Regions from separate parts of the Mus musculus genome. Here region 1 is linked to region 2. Evidence: chromatin loops called from intact Hi-C (ENCODE). Cell type or tissue: left cerebral cortex. All regions are shown on one strand.

Region 1 (2,500 bases), 280 kb before region 2:
CCTCCCAGAACCAGATGTAATTGAGAAGTTACATCTGCAAGGAGAGTACTGCCTTAAACAGGTGTCTGACATTAAATGTAATCATTCTAGTGCTTCCTATCCAACAACTCTCTGAACAAGCCTCCACTCTCGCCCTTAGAATGAATTTCACACATCTTCAAATCTCAGAGAGTAGTGAAGCCAAGACCCAAAGACAAGGGTCAGGCATTCAGGATCTGAAGGACTTAGCCTAATTCTTTAGGAAGAAGAAGAGCACCCAGGTAGGTGGCATCTAACCACAATTTTCCCTTTGAGGAAAACCTGCAGAGTCAGAGGGAGGTTGGAAACTAGGGAGGCCAGGAACCTGAAGGAATACATAGGGGGACAAATTGGACTTTGGGGGTTTATTTGTTTCATTCCATAGTCCAGATCTCTTCTGGTAGTAAGGCTAGTTTAGAATTTAAAACCCTCCTGTCAGGGATGGCCAGATGGCCATGAGAATGAATGGAAATCTGCAACTGATGGGGGTGAGGAGGTAGGGGGCATATCCAGGAGGAGACAGAGATCTGGGATAAGGGAGGCACCCAAGATTCAATGGGGGTGTCCTTAGTTGTGAGTCACAGCACTGGGGATATGGAACATGAAGAGGCCACCTCCTGTAGCCAGGCAGGAACCCTAGTGGAACAATACAGACACCAACCCCCCCCCCACACACACACAAAACTTTTGACCCAAAATTTATCCTGTCTACAAGAAATGCAGGGACAGGGCATGGAGCAGAAACTGAGGGAACGGCCAACCAATAACCGGCCCAACCAGAGACCCATCCCAGGGCCAAGCACCAATCCCTGATACTATTAGTGAGACTCTGTTATGTTTGCAGACAGGAGTTTACCATGGTTGTCCCCTGAGAGACTCCACCCAGCAGCTGACTCAGACAGATGCAGACAACCACAGCCAAACAGTGGATGGAGCTTAAGGGACTCTTATGGAAGAGCAGGAAGAAGGATTTCAGGCCCCAGAGAGGATAGGAACTCCACAGGAAGACCAACAGTCAACTAAGCTGGACCACTGGAGCTCTCAGAAACTGAACTACCAACATAAGAGCATACACAGGCTGAGCCTAGGCCTCCCTGCACATATGTAATAGATGTGCAGCTTGGTCTTCATGTGAGTCCTGAACAACCAGAATGGGGCTATCCCAAAAGCTGTTGCCTGTACCTGGGATATGTTTTTCCAGCTGGACTGCCTTGTCTGGACTCAGTGGGAAAGAATGCACCTAGCCTCACAGAGACTTGAAGTGCCAGGGTAGGGGAATACCAGGAGGACCCTCACCTGCTGAGAGGAAAAGGGGAGGGTGAGGTATGGGAAGGATTGTGGGAGGGGCAGTGAGCGGGATGTAAATTGAATAGGTAAAATAAAAAATAAAATTTTTTAAAAGTAAAACCCCAAGCTGGAGAGATGGCTCAGCAGTTAAGAGCACTGACTGTTCTTCCAAAGATCCTGAGTTCCAATTCCCAACAACTACATGGTGACTCACATCCATCTGGAATGGGATCCGATGCCCTCTTCTGGTGTGTCTGAGGAGAGCAACAATGTACTCACATGCATCAAGTAAATAAATCTTTAAAAAAAAAAAAAAAAAAGTAAAAGCCTCCTGTCTTAGCTTCCCAAATACCACCGTGTCTGGCTTACCATTCTTGGATGTTGAATGCATAGACACTTATTTCTTCAAACCTTAATTCTATTCACGCAAAAGTTAGTAATGAGGTAACAGAAATCCCTCCACAGAAACACAGTGCCCCAGTAAATTTCTAGTCAAACTTCCTGCCCCTCCCTGTTCCATGCCTCAGCACCTCTGGGGGTTTTTTTGGTGTTTTGTTTTGTTTTGTTTTGTTTTGTTTTGTTTTGTTTTGTTTTGTTTTGTTTTGTTTTGTTTTTTCGGGAATCTTGTTCGGGGAGGGAGACTCCTAGTATCAAGGCCTTCAGTAAAGGCTTGTTTAACTCCTCACCACTTCATGGACTTGGACAGCAAGGATGGCCAGGCACACATCCCAGAGGTTTCCCACAGGCTGTGTCTATCAGAGAAGACTTAACAAGCTCTAGAAGTGAGAGTAGTTTCTTGTCTAGGTTTTTTTTTTTTTTAAGATTTATTTATTTATTTACTTATTTATTTATTATATGTAAGTACACTGTAGCTGTCTTCAGATGCACCAGAAGAGGGCATCAGATCTCATTACGGGTGGTTGTGAGCCACCATGTGGTTGCTGGGATTTGAACTCTGGAACTTCGGAAGAGCAGTCGGGTGCTCTTACCCACTGAGCTATCTCACCAGCCCCTTTTTGCGGGTTTTTTGTTTTCTTTTCTTTTCTTTTCTCTTCTTTTCTTTTCTTTACTGTGAAGAGCCAGCTTGACTACGGCAGCTCTCATACAGGAAAAGCATCGTCCATTATCGTCTTGGTAGGCAGACATGATGTTGGAGAAGGAGCTGAGAGTTCTACTTCTGGATCCAAAGGCAGCA
Region 2 (2,500 bases):
CATTCACTCTGGGAGAAGCAATGGCTAGGCCCACTCAGTGGGTCAGAACCAGGTCATGCCAAGGCCCAAGTAGTATAGTGGCTCCTCTATTCTTGAACAACTGTGCTGCCCGCTTGGCACTGGGCTTGAGAACTAGAAGTGTGAGCTCTGTCAGGGCAAGAGGAGGGACCAGGGCACACACACACACACACACACACACACACACACACACACACAGAGGGGGGAGAGAGAGAGAGAGAGAGAGAGAGAGAGAGAGAGAGAGAGAGAGAGAGAGAGAGAGAGAGAGAGAGAGAGAGAGAGAGAGAGAACAGTATAAGGCTTTACACAACTTGCTCAGGGGAGAAAGAAGTGGTAGAGTATGCTTGGGGGGCCACTTTGTGGGAATGTGTCTGGGTGTGTTTGATGCTTGCATGTTTGTGCTTGCTTACACACCTGCTTCATCCCCTGCGTGAAGTTGTGGTCCAGGTGATGGGTAGGGTTTTTCTCTTCCTTTGACTCTGACCCTTTCTGTAACCGCTCAACAATTCAGCAGAGAGAACTTCCCCTTCGGTTCATCAGTTCATCCAGGTGAAGGCTTTGTAAACACACACAGACACAAGACATTCTTGTGTGGGATCTTAGGCTCCCTCCGAGCTGGACTTTACACATACTAAGGAGGCAGGGGATACCATACCATTATGTGTGTGTTTGTGTCGTTTTCTTATTAGCTTAGTGGCTGGTGTGCTTGTCAGTGTGTCTCTATAGCTGTGTGTGTGTGTGTGTGTGTGTGTGTGTGTGTGTGTGTGTGTGTGCTGGGCTTATATTTCTTTTCTCTTTCTTTCTGTGATATTTGCTTTCACCACGCAACAGGCTAGAGGATCCTAGCTCAAATCTGAATTTGGACTCCAAGAAATCCAACACTGGACAGCGAGTCTAACACGCCTTAGGTCCTCCATGCCTCGGTTTCTATAGAGATGAGAAGTGCTAACCTCACAGGTTCTGGGAAAACGAAATCAGTTCACGTTACAGAGCCTGCACAGGGCAGAACACGTCACCTCAACAGTCTTGTCTTTGAACATGCTTCTCTCTGAGGGGCATTGTTCTCTTGCTGTGACTATAGCATATGACATTTCAGCCAGATTATAACTGTTTCAGGGAAGGCCTTGGGTCTTAATTACCTCTAACGATACTCATGACACCTTACTGTCATCTAGATGCTTCATACACATGCCATCTGGAGGCTGAATGTTGTTAAATAACCACATGGAACGAGACTGGTGACTGAAGTCTGCCCACATGTGGCAGTACGTGGAACTGTGGGTGGGGATCTGGTTTGATGGTCACAACAGTGTCCACGTCTCTACAGTCTCAGGCTTCCTCTCAATCCATGCTTTAGTCTAATCTTAAGTCTGCCTGGAAAGGTCTCTTCCTTTTTGCCTCACTCCACCCCAGAACGCCAGTTTCCATACTGCATAAGTCTGTGTGAGTGTGGGGTGTCCTCCAGTCTTTGACGTTGATCTGGCCCTCCTTTGCCGCATGTGCGTGTGTTTGAGCATTGCCCCGCTGGGTGTGTGCGCAACACCTTTCTGTGTGAAGCCCCTTGGTTTCAGTGGGGAGCCATGTGCCTGCATGTGGTGAGCCTCGTGCCTGGCGTTTACTCCCCTCCCCCAACTTTCCAAGTTACATAAGCATCTTAGGAGTGAGACAGTCCTGGACTTTGGGCTCCCTCTGCTGGCCACTGCTGGACTGCACAGTTTTGGGAGGGGTGTGTAAACGTTCTCCTAGCCCAGCCCCTAACCCCTGTGTACTGGCACGGGAGTCCCTTTGTCCCAAGCTACAAGGTAATCTCCTGGAAGAGAGCTCCTCCTACTCCATCCCATATGCTTATACCGAGTGCTGACTGTTAACTTGTTTATTCAAAACACGCAGGATATCCCTGAGAGTTGGGGACCTTGAAAGCCTTGCTGACTAGGGCACTACTAAAATCCAGTACAAGGTCTGGCCCGCTCAGTACCCTGCAACATGAATGAGTTTTCGCCCTTAACAGAGTGAACAGTGGAGTACAAGAAAAGATGGGAACCGTCAGACTTGAGGTTTTGTGGATTTGTTTTGTTTTGCTCTTTTGTTTGTTTTGAGACAGGATATATGTGGTTTTGGCTGGCCTGGAAGTCACAGAGATCCATCTGCCTCTGCCTCCTGCGTGCTAGGGTGTGCACACCAGACCTGAGCTTTAAAGTAACACTTTAGTTACCTTAAAATCTGTGTGGCCTTGGGCAAGACACATAACTATTTTAAAAGGCCAGGTCTCTCTTGTGTTAAATGACTTTGCTTGTAAAATAACCTGTAAAGTTTAGAAAGGATATCTTCAGGTGGTGGCGGTGTTATTGTGAAACCATCCCATAAATGGCTATGATGATGATAATCATGATGTTGTGATGGTGATGGTGATGATGATGATGATGACCGACTTTCAAACCGGTACCAGAAAGTCATTCAATCCACTCAACCTCCAGCTAAAGGG

What was found. Hi-C counts contacts between places; a loop is a spot of excess contacts. Peaks named below come from ENCODE experiments on the same cell type or tissue, not always from the same donor. Only the 100,000 strongest peaks of a DNase experiment are listed, where the experiment ranks them.
Region 1: it touches region 2 in a loop (2.1-fold over the local background); 3 of 42 quality-filtered maps call a loop at or near these places.

Annotation. Positions count from the first base shown.
Region 1 is chr1:172,029,226-172,031,725 of GRCm38, forward strand. No RefSeq gene overlaps it. Among named protein-coding and RNA genes, the nearest start is that of Vangl2, 3.2 kb to the left of the region's middle. In left cerebral cortex, a CTCF peak has its summit at 1,547 (motif pointing left); no DNase peak of the experiment used is centred here.
Region 2 is chr1:172,308,579-172,311,078 of GRCm38, forward strand. No RefSeq gene overlaps it. Among named protein-coding and RNA genes, the nearest start is that of Igsf8, 2.5 kb to the right of the region's middle. In left cerebral cortex, CTCF peaks have their summits at 1,271 and 1,737 (motif pointing left); DNase peaks (open chromatin) are centred at 1,269 and 1,667; H3K4me3 peaks cover 386 bases; H3K27ac peaks cover 2,120 bases.